2 separate regions of the Homo sapiens genome follow, and region 1 is linked to region 2. A link is a loop called in an ENCODE intact Hi-C map of the cell type or tissue named here. Cell type or tissue: HCT116. All regions are shown on one strand.

Region 1 (8,000 bases), 610 kb after region 2:
TTTCTTTCTTTTTTTTTTTTGAGATGGCGTCTCTCTGTTGCCCAGGATGGAGTGCAGTGGTGCGATCTCGGCTCACTGCAACATCCACCTCCTGTGTTCAGGCGATTCTTCTGCCTCAGCCTCCTGAGTAGCTGGGATTACAAGTGTCCACCACCATGCCCAGCTAATTTTTGTATTTTTAGTAGAGGCGGGGTTTCACCATGTTGGTCAGGCTGGTCTCGAACTCCTGACCTCAGGTGATCACCCACCTCAGCCTTCCGAAGTGTTGGGATTACAGGTGTGAGCCACCATGCCCGGCCTAGTTGAGATCTTCTAAAGAGAGAGTGTATGGATTAAAAGAGGGCCAGCAATAGAACTCTGGGGTGTCTCAACATTCACAGAAGTAGCAGAGGAAAAGGAGCTAGTAAAAGATTTTGAGAAGTTATCACCAGTAAGGTAGGAAGAGAACCTAAAATATAAAGTACTTTGGAAACCAGTTGAAGAAAGTGTTTCTAGAAGGAGACATAATCAACTATATCAGGTACAACTTGACAGGTCAAGTAAGACATTGACAAGGATAAGAATATAGGATTTTGGAACATGGCAGTCACTAATGACTTCAACAGCAATTTTATTGAAGGTAGTATATTTTGAAAGTCAAATACCTATTTTTCATACTATGCATATGTATATGTTTTAACTATGTCATAATTTGTGCATATCTCCTGAATCTTCTTGAAGACTAAAGACAAGTTTAGAGTTTAGAGGAGCTTTAAAACTTTGTGAGATTTTCTTTTTCTGCCTTGATATTAATTAAGATGACCTGTAGAAATTTCCTAAGTTATTCTTGAATTTCCAAGAGTAGAAACTATATATTAATACTTCAACAAAGTAATGGCTTCTTACTTTCTTTCATGTACAAGTTTCCCTTAGTTCCACCTTAAATTACGTCAGCTGAGGCATCTAGCACTGCATGCTCCCTCAGAATGTAGTTGTTACTCTTTCTCCCGAGACCTGATAGTACTTCCCAGTGAAATGCCTTTTTAAAAAAAAAAAAAAATTAATTACTTTTGTATTTTATGTTCTTTAAATTGAGACTTGTTAGATTTTGTAATTCTTTGACTTTATAAGTAATTTACCCTATTGAGGTAGAAATTTGGGGCATAAGTACAGTTCATCTTATTGTTTGGAATTTTCTTCTAGTTGTCTGGATTTTACTTTATATTTGTAATTGGTTTTTGGAATGCATACTGTTTTAAATAACTATTGTATGTTTCAGACAGAGCTTGAGAATAAACTACAGCAGCAGTTAACACAGGCAGCCCAGGAACTTGCAGCAGAGAAAGAGAAAATATCAGTATTACAAAACAACTATGAAAAAAGTCAGGAAACTTTCAAACAGCTTCAATCTGATTTCTATGGGAGGGAATCTGAACTTCTAGCCACCAGGCAAGATCTTAAGGTATAGTAAACTATACTGTACCATAAAGTCTCAGTAAGTTTTATAGACATTTATTAAATGATCTATTTGAATCCAAATGGGCAAGGAAATGTTAGTATTTGTGGAATAGTGTGCTGTTTTCTATTAAATTGTTATTTTGTATTAGCATGCTTTAAAAAATTGTTTAAAATGTGGGCATTTTAAAATGACATATTTATAATAGTAAGATAATTTGGATATATCTTAATTGTGACACTGTTAACTTATGTAAGTATTATGCTGTCTTTGTGTGTGAATAACTTTAAAGATAGGCTGCTGTTAAGTTTTAAATGTAAACCACTTGTGAAAAAATGCAAGCAATTTTACCATTGCTTGTCAGGCAATTCTGACATTAGTTATAATATTTGTCAAGTTCCCAATATTACTGGATTGCCTAATGATTAAAATTAGGAGATTATAGCTCAAAATAAACTTACCCTTAATTATATAACAATGTATAGAAATTTTGTCTTTGGTAATGTTATTTGATTAGATAAAGTATCAAGTTTATTAAATTGAAGGATAATGGGAAAAGGGTAAACAATTTTTAGGTCACAGGAAGGTACCAGTTTTCTAAGGAAAATGGAATATTTGTGTTCTCTCACAGAGGATTCAGCCAGTTTTTTTTCTGTCTCTCTTTTTGTTAAGGGGAAATGCTTTATCTGTTTCTTTCCTATGTTTGGGATTTTGTTTATTTAAAGTGCATATTGCAAAATTCTGAGAATGAAAGAATATTAAAATGTTTTATTTAGATAGGGAGCATATATTTTATCCATAGGCTGTTATAAGGAATTATGAAGGAGGTGGGACTTGATTAGGTCCTGAATTTGAATACACAGAGACTCCGGAGAAAGGTCATTTTATTCAGGGGCACATTTGAGAAAAGGTGCCATAGTGAGAATGAATAAAGCAAGCAGACAGTTAACATAATTGCCTTGCTGGCGTACTAGTTTATGTTTGGAATTAAGGTTTAAAAGGTTGGATCTAAATTGTGAAGTATCTTAGATGCCTAGCAAAGATGATTGGATTTTATATTTGAGGGGAAAAAGTGAAAAGTCTAAATAGAGGAGTAAAATGAAGAAAATAGTACTTTAGAAAACAACCTGGTAGTGGTTTGCAGACAGCTTGGATTGGACCTGGGATAGACTAGTGGTGGAGAGATGAGTTAAGAGGTTACTAACTTCCTTTCTCCATAAATTCTAATAGTCGAGGTATGAGTTGATTAGAACTGGGATGAACATTAAAGAGGATGAAATAGAGATTAATGGGAGAGAGAGAAGAAACAAAAGGACTGAACCCATACCTGGCTGCAAGGATTTGACAGAGATAGGAAATTGGGTGAAAGAATTTTCATAGTGCCAGTAGAATATCTATGTATCTATCTATGTATCTATCTGTTTATCTGGAGGTAAAAATTAGCAATAGTTGTTATTAAGAAAAAATACCACACAAGATTTAGGTAGTGTTAAATTATTATTATTTGACCTTACAACACTATTGAAAGTATTGAAAGTCAAGGAAGCTTTGTGGAGGAGTTTGGGCTTAGCCTAAGAACAGTGAGGAACCACTAAAGGGAGTTACTTACATTTGTATTTTAGGCAAATGACTCACTGCAGATTGAGGAATGAGAAACAGGGCTGAATCTGAAGACCAGAAGACTTTGCAGTAGTCTAAGTGCAAGACGATGGTGGTGTGGGCTGGTAATAGCAAGGATGGAGAAAAGTGGATGAATTTGAAGGATATTTAAATGATAGAAGAGATGAAACTTAATGTTTGATTGGAAAAGTCTTATAGAAATCACACTCTTTCCATATGGATGTCATTTACCCAAAGCATAAGCTAGTAACAGGAACCAACATTAAATTAATCAATGTTAATTGATTTGATTGATATTCTTTCATTAAGCCAGCGATTTTTATTATGCTTGAAAGCTATGTTGTGTACTAATAATTTCATACATGAAAGAATAACTCAAATGTAAATATGGGCAAAAAGAGAAAGCTGAGGGACAAGGCTGCCATAGAGTTTTACAACTGTTAAGGGACCTTGGATAGATCCTCTATTCCAAAGCTTGCTTTTGCCAAAGAGAGCAGGCCCAGTGCTTCCTTTTGCAGAGAAGACAGGCCTACTGCTGTACAATAACAGAACCATGGTTAAATCTTAGTTCTGATTCAAAGTCTGCCATTCTTTCATCATTTCACTATAATTTTTTAACAAAATAAAAGATTGGTAAATTTTATATAAAATGCTTTTAAAATGAGAAGTGTATGAACTACTTAAGAAGCTAATTAAAAAAAATAGTCAATTCCTAGGGAAGTTCAGATGATATTTATAGACTAGGATAAGAGATGGCTATCAGTTATTATTTTTCTTTTGCTTCAATGATGTTGGATGGTCTTGTGTATAAGAGAGAGAAGAGGAGAGATTCAGAGCCTTGTAACATGATACCTAACTACTTCAAGGCTATCTACCATGGGTTGACAGTGTAGAGCATGGGCTAACAGTGTATATACCTAGACACCAGTAGAATGGAAGGTAGCCTGGCCTGATCTATGCCTTTAGCCCCATCTGCTGGATTATTTATGAAGTACTTAAGTTTGTTGACTGGATATTTCAGATTGGCTATGCTGTACACCACTCTTTGTTGTCCAGGAAAGGTAGAGGTAGAATTTAACTGTAAAATTTACACCCTGAGTGAAGTGAAAATTCTAGGATAATAGATTTAGAATTAAATATAAATCTTCTTAGCCTAGTACTCTATATCATTTCATCAGAAATCAAGAAAAAACAACTAAAAATATGAAGTTTTTTTTTTTTTTTTAAGAAAGTATGGGAAAACTTGCTGAATAGACAAAAACAACAGCTACCATGGAACACTGCAGAAATCATTTGTTTACTGGGGTGCTATAATGTGATTGGCATAATCAGGGTCAAGGTTGGTATTTGATCCATTTAGGGATTTGCCTATTTCAAGGGGAGTAGATGGGTTAGAGATAGTCCCAACAAAACCATGGAATGGGAGAGAGGGTTCTCCGAGGGAAGAGATGCTGAGCAGAGGAAATAATATGCAATATTATTATAATCTGCAATAAGAAAGATGAAAAGAACATTTAAAATGCATGGCAGTATAAATGTTCATCTATGTCATTGAATGATGTAGATGAAAGTTCAGAGGCAGGGGAAAACATGTCTTGGCATGTTCAGAAAGGATTTCATGGAGCAGTCCAAATTTTGAGCTTGACTTTAAAAAATCAGTCACTGGGTTTTGTGAGTTTAACATTTTATAGGCTGTTATTTAAACCATGGGCTTTTTGGAAATCTTGTGGTTAGAGGTTAGGGTTGCTTTCCAGGCTCTAGCAAGCGTTGGTATTTTTAAACATTAGATCAGGATCTCTATTAACTAATTATAGTTGCTGTAGACTGTTTGAACTGGACTTTGTCAACTTTTCTCCTTTTTTATGTGAAATCACTCTCACCCTTTGTGACATATAGGTCAGTTCCCACATGTGGTATAGAGCCTTCTGTAAACCCCACTCCACAGCATCTCACACTCACTGTTTTTCTGTGCATTTGGCACATAGCGTATACTCTCCTGCCCTGTGTAGCTTCCATTTTACATGGCTGTTCTGCTTTTTGGGCGATGTACTCAACTCCCTTAAGTCAAAGACCAGCTTGTACCCTCCTGTTCTGTCTTAGCAGTGTTCTCAATTAATGGTTAGGTGCTGGATTAGTGAAGAACTAGCTGATGTTAATTCTTCCCTGAAAAAAGCCTCAAGGGGTTTAGTGTTCTACTGGCAGTCATTGAAAATTAAGATTTAATTTATATCAGAAAGACGTAACTGGGTTACTGGTAAGAAGTAAACTTTCAGGAAGCTTAAGAATCCTCATAAATAAGATCTTTATTTATTTATTTCATCTTTCTTTTTTTTTTTACTGAGTACTTGCTGTATACAAGCCTACTCAGCAAGGATCCTTTGCTAAATTACGTTTTCTGCCTCCTTTTCAAAGGAGCTGTATCTCCAGAATAAGAAAGATCAGCTTTTTCCAGATCTGATGGAAGAGATCAGTTGGATCTCTTACCCTGCTGATTCTTCGCAGTAGCAGCTGAGAGTGGCAAGGTTCCTACCATACCCATTATCTACCTGTTACCATATTTATCCCCAACTGAAGTGTCATGAGTGAAAAAGCTTCCCCTTTCCCCAACTTCTTCTTCTCAAAATACTTGGGCTTTAAAACAGTCAACAACTATGGACTATGTTAAATGACAATCACTACTTCTACGATATAGATGAGAAGAGGACAGTGTGCTTTCTCAGGATAGAGCCTCATTCTATGTTTGGCTGAATTTTCTCTTTTTGTTCACTTGATCAGGTTGTCAGCTGTGAAGTTGTTATTATTTTTATTCCATGACAAAATAATCCTTCCTATTTGTTTCAGGAAAAACTCTCTCAAATTGTGTTTTTCCCCTACTCTCACACCACAACAATCATCAACACAGAAGACTTCTGTGACCAAACATATGGGGATTTTCCCACACACACCAAGAAGCAGACACCAACTGTGTGTCTTCCAATTTAATTCTGACAGTATCTCCCTAGAGATAGTATCAAATCCCACAGATTGGGGGCTCAATCCCCAAGACTGCTCCCTACAACTCCAAACACCAATCATTAATCCAGGCTTCCAGAACTTCTGACCAACTAGCTAGTTTCAAGTTGGGGTTTTCATGACACCCTCTTTGGGTTCAGTTAGTTTGCTGAACAGCTCACAGAACTCAGGGAAAACTTACTTACATTTACTGATTTATTATAAAGGATATTACAGAGAATACAGATGAAGAGATGTGTTGGGTGATATGGGGGAAGGGGCACAGAGCTTCCGTGCCCTCCCCGGGCATGCCACCCTCCAGGCTCCGTATGTTCAGCTATCTAGAAGTTCCCCAAACCCAGTTCTCTTGGATTTTTATGGAAGCATTCTTTCACCCAGGGTATGAGGCAGGACCCTTTCAGGGAAGAGTCTTAAGACTCACAATCAGAAAATGGGGTGGGGAAGAAGATTAGAGGCCTGCCTAGGGACCAGTGGAAGAAGGGCAGGAGACGAGATTCTGTTTCCTGAGGCCTAACATACCCAACATTGTAACAAAAAACTGTAACAAAGGATGTGGGAGTTGTGATTCAGGAACCCTGGACAAAAACCACTATATCATAACACCATACTATTTATTAATATTTTTAGCATGTCAAGGGACATCATAGAACCTACCAAATGTATATGTATGCATAATGAAGCATTTAATTATATCTCTTTTAAGATTGTTTTCTTTCACACTGCCTTATGACTTTAACCATATATATGTTCTCTGAGTGTATCTGATATGGTCCCTACTTATTTGGTATTCTTTCATATCAACTAGCCAATATTGAAGATGTGATCAACATTCAGCAAATACTTTAAATATTTATTTAGTAAATAGATTATTTTTGGAGGCTTTGGAATTGCTTCCATTTTACTAAATATTTTATATTATAAATGTTTTCTATAAGCAAGAGAGTTAATATTTTAGAATTCTTTCTCTTTTACCTGTCTTACTGAAGGGTATAATATGCTATCTTTTTATAGTTTATTGCTTTCTACAATGTTTATATTAACTATGTTTCTGTTGAATTTACTAAAAACATGGCATATAATAATTTGGGAAAATTGTTTTTGTAAGTCTGTAGAAGAGAAGCTTTCTCTAGCACAGGAGGACTTGATTTCAAACAGAAATCAAATTGGAAATCAAAATAAATTGATTCAAGAACTGAAGACTGCCAAGGCTACATTGGAGCAGGATTCAGCAAAGAAAGAACAGCAATTGCAGGAGCGATGTAAAGCACTACAAGACATTCAGAAAGAAAAGGTATTGCATGTTTCTGACCTAAATCTACAATCTTAGAGTTACAGTTGTCTTAGAGATCATCCAGTCAAACCTCTTATTTAGTACAGGCATCATCCTTATTTTCAACAGCTCTCTCAGAGGGACCTCTAGTTTCTGACACTTTTGATCATTGGGATTTTAATGCTAGGAAGTACTTCTTAATGGCCTCCTTGTTATTTCTACCCTTTTTTCTTACTGCTCTTTAGTTTTACAAACAAGTCAATTTTTCACACCATAGACCCTTGGTTATTGCAGAAAAGATAATATAGTTCCTCAACTATTTCTCATATAACGTATTATCCTTTAGATGTGTGAATGAGATAATAAAAGATCTAGAAATAATTCTTAAACATGTTAAGAATTCTTAAAATTAAGAACCAGATTGTCTAAGGAGTTTATTAAGTTTCAAAGTTGAAAGCATTGGTTTACTAATATATGACCAGTACATTTTAAAAATCACTTTAAATTCTGTATGAAAGAAAAATTCAGATCCTAGGAAAGAGTTTATTTTTTGTTTTATAGTTGAAATCATATATTCCTGTTAGCTGACAGGATATTACTCTGCAGTGTATATTCCCTGAAATTCTTGGTAAATTCTAAATGGTTCAGTTCCTGAAATTTAAT
Region 2 (8,000 bases):
TCCTGTGGGGGCCACTAAATAACTGAATACATTTTAAGAGCAATCTACACTGAGGGAAATAACGGTTCTAAGGTATTCTGCAAAGAAAGAGTATCGATAATGGGAACTGGCAACTGAGCATGCTAAATCAAATTCCATGAATACAGTTTTCATAAGATGTCTTTACTACATGCATTTTGCTAATATTTCCCTAAAATATTCACCAACTCTACAGAGTTATACTTTGTGTTAAGGTACTATTGAGTTATAAGGGAAATAGCCGTATCAGGTAGCTAGTGACATAATACCAGTTGTGAAAATTCAGACAAAATGAGTCGACAAATCCCCAAAAATGGCAAATTAAGCCCTGTGACAAAATAAGTTATTGGATCATACAGAAATAGCCCAAATCTGGAAATTTTGAATTAAAATTGTAATCCTGTAAAACAAGTTTTGGGGTGAATGGATTTCTTTAATACCAATAATATTTTTAATTCCCACCACAGATGGATTTGCTGAATATGCTAATGCTGTGAATGAGAAAACAATTTTGGGGTAGGTATACCCACAAGTAATCTGATGACAAAATAAACCACAGACTGATGTCAAATGGACAAAAAACTGAAAATATGCTGTGAGAAATAGACAACCAAAATAATATAGGGGGTTGTGGGGTGTGGCACAGTTAAGGCATCTAAACAAAAATTCCACATGGCTTTGGCTTATTAAAATATTTTACACTATTTTTTTAAAAAAAGATTTGAAAGCATCTGAAAAACATGCAAATTGTTTGAAAACCTTGCATGGCAAATTCAGACAGTTTGCAAGCGTCAATCAGATGTTTGACGAGGAAACGAAAGAAGCCTCTCCCCATGAGACTGCACATGGTGGGAGAGGCCTACCCAGTTCTCTCTATCTTACACTAGATGGCAACCCAGAGGTCTGTGCAGCGGTTACAAACAAGGCATTATTATCCGGAAGGGAAGGGACTGTAGAATTTCCATTGGCTGGGGAACAACCCAGCTTTAGCTTTTCCAGATACTCTGCATGTACAGGTTTATGACACTGGAGAACTTTGATAGCATCTTCTACTTTGAACCACTCTCTCTTCCTTCCTAGAGAAAAGAATGACATTGGTTACAAGACAGTCCATTTTAAAAAGTAAGCCATATAAGTAATGTCCACTTACTCCCCGATAAATGACTTAGACAACAATATGTTGGGGAATAATTAAGATGAATATGCATCTCTACATTTGAATTATCTTCCCTGCTCTAAATGAAAAGTGACCAAAAAAAAAAAAATCTAGGATGGAAACTGGACACAGGAATATAAGCAAAGAGTATTCAGATAACAAAAGGGAACTTACCTATATTAACAGAATCTTCCCAATCTTCTGTTAGAACAGAGTATTCAGATAACAAAAGGGAACTTACCAATATTAACAGAATCTTCCCAATCTTCTAATATTTCAGTGACTGTTAGAACATAAACATATGTTCTGTGCTTTCGGTCTTGGTTCTGCTTGAATATAAAAAGAAATGCATTTTAATCTACAGGAGCTAGCCATGGACACATTTTCCAAGGGAAAAAAATTAGTCTGGCATACTGCTGATTAGCATAGCGTATTTCCCAGCACAGGCAAGTATATTCAGTTGTACAGTCCAACACAAAAGTGACTTTATATAAGACAAAACATTTAAAAGTTAAACAGAAGACTAGAACTAGAGCTTCATCATTACTGGTGGTGAAATTGGCTCTCAATACTACTTTTTTTGTAGAAGTCTGGAGATGTTGCCCAGGCTGGTCCACTCCTGCCCTCAAGGGAACCTCCTGCTTTGGCCTTCCCAAAAACTGAGCTTACAGGTATGAGGACCCAGCCTCCAGTACTAAACTTTAAACACTTATTTCTATATATCTGATGTTCTTTTCTTTTTTTTTTTTTTTTTTTTTGAGACAGGGAGTCTCGCTTTGTTGCCCAGGAGTACAGTGGCGTGATCTCAGCTCCCCCACAATCTCTGCCTCCCAGGTTCAAGTGATTCTCCTGCCTCAGCCTCCCGAGTAGCTGGAATTACAGGTGCACGCCACCACGCCTGGCTAATTTTTGTATTTTTAGTACAGACGGGGTTTCACCATGTTGGTCAGGATGGTCTTAAACCCTGACCTCATGATCCACCCACCTCGGCCTCCCAAAGTGCTGGGATTACAGGTGTGAGCCACCTTACCTGGCCTATCTGATGTTATTTTCATAAAGAAAATCTTAAGAGTTGAATGCAATCTTATTAAAATAATAGACCTGCATTCCCATAGTTTTTATCCTATCCCCTCTTCCCTGGGGCTAATCCTGACAACCTTTCAATGACATGGAAAACTGCTTCCTTTAGGACCTTTGTAAGAGCAAACAGCACCAGTTCCTTTAAGCACTCCTCCTGCAGGCCTATCAAGGTGCACATAAAGAATAGCCCATGGCCTGGAGCAGAAGCTCACGTCTGTAATCCCAGTACTTTGGGAGGCCAAGGCGGGCAGATCACTTGAGGTCAGGAGTTCGAGCCCAGCCTGTCCAACATGGTGAAACCCCGTCTCTACTAAAAATACGAAAATATTAGCCGGGCGTGGTTGTATGCCTGTAATTCAGCTACTTGGGAGGCTGAAGTGAAGGATCGCTTGAGCCCAGGAGGCGGACGTGGCGATGAGCCCAGATCATGCCACTGCACTAAAGCCTGGATGACAGAATGATACCCCATCTAAAAAAAAAAAACATAAATTAAATAAAACAGGCAACTGAGCTTGTTTCTGGGTTAAAAATTAAACAAGTTGGCCTTCCTTCATCCTGATTAAAGTTAGCCTTCTTTGCCATAGTCCACGACTTTAGATAATTGTCCTGATTTTGGCCACAAACAACCTGAAAAATCTACTCAAAACAGTGGGTTTTTACAGCTGGGAAGGATTATCTTTTTATATCTGAGAAGGAATAAAAACAACAATAAATTAGAGGCAACTGTCAATTAACACATCATTCATTATTTTTAAGAATCAGTTGTTTTATTTCTATGTCTCACAAATCAGTACATTTATTATGCTATATTCACAAATTCACAAAAATCACTGGGATGAATGGGCAGGGCAATCCAATTTTCCCTTATATTTTCTAAGGGGAAAGGTATTTTTTGATTGACGTGTGCTGTTAAACAGTATTTGTAAAGCACTTAATACTGTTACCTTCCCATATTATTTAAGCTTTATTTATAATGTGAGACATTTTCTTCAAACACCTTGTCAGCATATTGACAAATGTGTTATTTGTAAAAACCTCAGTATGTTTTTCAGTTTAACCAGGAGATGGTGCTATTTAACTGGGTGAAGCAACTGCTGAATTCTGGAAAAGACTGAATTCTACTTGAACGACTTTTCTCTTTGTTTTTTGAGATGGAGTGCCGCTCTGCAACCTCCACCTCCCGGGTTCAAGCCATTCTGCCTCAGCCTCCCAAGTAGCTGGGACTACAGGCGTGCGTCACCATGCCCGGCTAATTTTTGTATTTTTAGTAGAGACAGGGTTTCACCATATTGGCCAAGCTGGTCTTGAATTCCTGACCTAGTGATCCTCCTGCCTTGGCCAACCCAAAGTTCTGGGATTACAGGCATGAGCCACCACGCCCGGCCAACTTTACTCTTAATTACTGTATTCCGGTAAAAGTCATCATCAATTCTACCAAGTGCTACAAAATCGGGATTTTTTCTGAATTCCTAAGGCTTAAAAATAAAATTTATATGGTTCTACTATAAAGGCTGTACTAACCTATAAACAGCACCCTGAAAAAAGGAAAGTGACCATGTTTCTGGTATACTGTGTATCTAGGTCTGAATCTTGGATGAAGATACATCTGGACCTCCTTTCTCCCTGGCTTCCAGAGACTGCCTATCACATTCAAATTCCCTCCCTGAAAATTCTATTCTGCCTTCAGTAATAAGAGAATATATGAAAGAGAATTCTATTCTTTTAGCATCTGTTCTATGTACCTGAGATTTATATCTTCGTACAATCCTTTAAGTCACTAGGTGTATCATATAATATTTGCTAAGGGCAATGGGGACATTTCCAGATAAAACACATGAGACCTAAGCTCTTAGGTCATACTAAAAATATTGTACCTCCTAAAAGATCTATACCCTAAACAGTCTACAGTGGATTAAGATAAACATTTCAGTATCAGCTCCACTGTATTTTCAAACAGAAGTAATCACTACCATAATAATGCTATATAAAAGTGATGGCAGCCGGGCACAGTGGCTCACGCCTGTAATCCCAGCACTTTGGGAGGCCGAGGTGGGCGGATCACTAGGTCAAGAGATGGAGACCATCCTGGCCAACATGGTGAAACCCCATCTCTATTAAAAATACAAAACTTAGCTGGGCGTGGTGGCGCGTGCCTGTAGTCCCAACTACTTGGGAGGACGAGGCAGGAGAATTGCTTGAATCTGGGAGGCAGAGGTTGTAGTAAGCCAAGATTGCACCACTGAACTCCAGCCTGGCGACAGAGCGAGACTCTGTCTTAAAAAAAATTAATTAAAAATAAATAAATAAAAGTGGTGGCATATGAAAAAGTGGCTTTTACTTCCCTCCCTACCTAATCCTGGACTGACTGCCTACTGCTAGTCTGAGAGAAATGTCTGGTTCAGGCTGCTGCCACATTATTTGGTTGGTTAGGAAGAAATCATTAATTCTATTATCAGCAAAGTGAAGATTACTTTTTAACTCACCTCAAATATGCCCAGAAGTCTGCCTAGTTTTCCTTTGACTCCAGCCTATTAAAAAAAGATGAAATATAAAATGTTTACCTTTTTATAACAAAATGTATATAAATACAAGTTACACTCTGGCTATTTACTTAAATCTAATTAAATACAATACCCCTCCCCATACCAACTCACTATCTTCCTGCTTCTGTGAAGTTTTTATTGTCATTTACTTCATCAGCGGCAAGGACTGATCAAAAATTAGTATTTCTGGCTGGGCGCTGTGGCTCATGTCTGTAATCCCAGCACTTTGGGAGGCCGAGGCAGAAGGATCACTTGAGGTCAGGAGTTCGAGACCAGCCTGGCCAACATGGTGAAACCCTGTCCCTACTAAAAATACAAAAATTAAGGCCAGGTGTAGTGGCTCACGCCTGTAATCCCAGCACTTTGGGAGGCTGAGGCTGGCGGATCACCTGAGGTCAGGGGTTTGAGACCAGTCTGGCCAACATGGTGAAACCCTGTCTCTACTAAAAATACAAAAATTAGCCAGACGCGGTGGCACGTGCCTGTAATCCCAGCTACTCGGGAGGCTGAAGCTGGAGAATCACTTGAACCTGGGAGGCGGAGGTGGCAGTGAGCCAAGATCGCTCCACTGTACTCCAGGCCTGGCAACAGAGCGAGACTCCATCTCAAAAAATAAAAAAAAAAATTAAAATTAAAAATAAAGTTGCATCAGGCAAAAAGCACTCCTGGACCCGTCTCGCTGTCTTAGTGTTATGTAGCAAAGGGCCTTGTTTTTAAAACTCCGAAACAGAATTTGTGTGAAAGAACATCTCACCTCCTCATAAACTTCCCTCACGGCAGCACCGCCAGGTTCCTCCTCGGGTTCCATTCCTCCTCCTGGGACAATCCACTGGTCTGGGTACCGGCTGCTACTCACCAGCAGCACCTGTAAGGTGAACCATAACTGTATACTTCCAGCCTGAGAAGCACTTCGTATATAAACAACATTCTCAAACCTCTGCAAGGTTATAACTCTATTCTAGATTAAAATATTTTAAAATTTAATTAAAATTAGGGGGTACGCATTACACCACAAAAATGCAATTGACAACCTTTGTTAAACACCATCTTTCTGAAATCAGAATTAACATTAACATGGTCACACTACCAAATCACCTTATCTAATGAAATAAACTACTGGTGGTAAAACTCTCAAATTATTGGATAATAACAAAGGATAAAAACAGAAACTTGGCTGGGCGCGGTGGCTCACGCCTGTAATCCCAGCACTCTGGGAGGCCGAGGCGGGCGGATCAAGAGGTCAGGAGATCGAGATCATCCTGGCTAACATGGTGAAACCCCAAACCCCGTCTCTACTAAAAAAATTAGCCAGGCATGGTGGCGGGCGCCTATAGTCCCAGCTACTTGGGAGGCTGAAGCAGGAGAATCGCTTGAACCCAGGAGGTGGAGGTTGCAATGAACTGAGATCGTGCCACCATACTCCAGCATGGGTGACAGAGACTCCATCTCAAAAAAACAAAAAACAGAAACTTGGCTTATTAGCCAGAGTTGTATGCACTGAGGTCTATGGTCACATAAGTTTATTTAGTTATGGAATATTCCAAATTTAAGGAAATGACCATAGGTAGGTTACCTTGTTTCCTCACCTAAAAAATAAGAATACTAAGAAGATAACAGATGTGTGAGAAAGAAATAGGGAAATGCACATAAAGACGATTCTTGATACAGAGTGCTTGTTACTGTTATGATTAGGTGGCAAGAAGCATCCTTCACATTTTAAACCTGCATACATAGGCAAAAGTCACTTCATTCTTCTAACAGGCAGCTATCATTTATGATCTAGAACAGGACTGGCAGTCTGCAGCTCACCACCTGTACAGTCTGTGAGCCAGAAGTATTTTTACATTTTAAAATTATGTGAAATTCAAATTTCAGTGTCCACAGATGGAATTATTAGAATCGAGTCACTTACTCATTTTTACATATTGTCTGGTTGTTTTAATGATGCAACAGCAGAGTCAAAGCAGTTGTGACAGAGACTGTGTGGCCCTCAAAACTTAAAATGTTTGTCTGGCCCTTAATTTGGAAGTCTATGGACCCCTTACCAAGAATAGCATTAAGATTGAAATGTGGCCGGGCGTGGTGGCTCACATCTATAATCCCAGCACTTTAGGAGGCCGAGGTGGGCGATCACCTGAGGTCAGGAGTTCCACACCAGCCTGGACAAAACATGGTGAAACCCCGTCTTTACTAAAAATACAAAAATTAGCCAGGTGTGGTGGTGCATGCCTGTAATCCCAGCTAATCGGGAGACTGAGGCATGAGAATCACTTGAACCTGGGAGGCGGAGGTTGCAGTGAGCAGTGAGCAGAGATTGCACCACTGCACTCCAGCCTGGGCAACAGAGCAAGACTCCATCTCGGGGAAAAAAAAAAAAAAAAAAGACTGAAATCTACAAATTGTTACAAAAATACCCTATTACCTTAGACAAGTATCCTAGATTTTATTTAACAGGTAACAGGTATTACATACCCATCTTTTAAATGAATATCTGGCCGGGCGCAGTGGCTCATGCCTGTAATCCTAGCACTTTGGGAGGCTGAGGTGGGCAGATCACCTGAGGTCAGGAGTTCCACACCAGCCTGGACAAAACATGGTGAAACCCCGTCTTTACTAAAAATACAAAAATTAGCCAGGTGTGGTGGTGCATGCCTGTAATCCCAGCTAATCGGGAGACTGAGGCATGAGAATCACTTGAACCTGGGAGGCGGAGGTTGCAGTGAGCAGTGAGCAGAGATTGCACCACTGCACTCCAGCCTGGGCAACAGAGCAAGACTCCATCTCGGGGGAAAAAAAAAAAAAAAAAAGACTGAAATCTACAAATTGTTACAAAAATACCCTATTACCTTAGACAAGTATCCTAGATTTTATTTAACAGGTAACAGGTATTACATACCCATCTTTTAAATGAATATCTGGCCGGGCGCAGTGGCTCATGCCTGTAATCCTAGCACTTTGGGAGGCTGAGGTGGGCAGATCACCTGAGGTCAGGAGTTCAAGACCAGCCTGGCCAACATGGTGAAACCCCATCTCTACTAAAAATACAAAAAATTAGCCGGGCGTGGTGGAAGGCACCTGTAATCCCAGCTACTTAGGAGGCTGTGGCAGGAGAATCACTTGAACCTGGGAGGCGGAGGTTGCAGTGAGCCGAGATCATGCCACTACACTCCAGCCTGGGCAACAGAGCTAGATTCTGTCTCAAA

The links. A loop is a pair of places that touch in the nucleus more often than their neighbours do. Peaks named below come from ENCODE experiments on the same cell type or tissue, not always from the same donor. Only the 100,000 strongest peaks of a DNase experiment are listed, where the experiment ranks them.
Region 1: a loop joins it to region 2, with 8 times the contacts of the local background. A loop is called at or near these places in 34 of 110 quality-filtered maps.

What each region holds. Positions count from the first base shown.
Region 1 is chr12:92,781,308-92,789,307 of GRCh38, reverse strand. EEA1 (early endosome antigen 1) reads left to right here. Exons shown (of 29, transcript NM_003566.4): 22 at 1,259-1,441; 23 at 7,173-7,358. Among named protein-coding and RNA genes, the nearest start is that of PLEKHG7, 82 kb to the right of the region's middle. In HCT116, a CTCF peak has its summit at 4,029 (motif pointing left); a DNase peak (open chromatin) is centred at 4,027.
Region 2 is chr12:93,392,271-93,400,270 of GRCh38, reverse strand. NUDT4 (nudix hydrolase 4) reads right to left here. Exons shown (of 5, transcript NM_019094.6): 2 at 5,552-5,662; 3 at 4,738-4,782; 4 at 1,416-1,500; 5 at 1-1,094. The coding sequence ends at 892. Among named protein-coding and RNA genes, the nearest start is that of NUDT4, 18 kb to the right of the region's middle. In HCT116, a CTCF peak has its summit at 3,326 (motif pointing right); no DNase peak of the experiment used is centred here.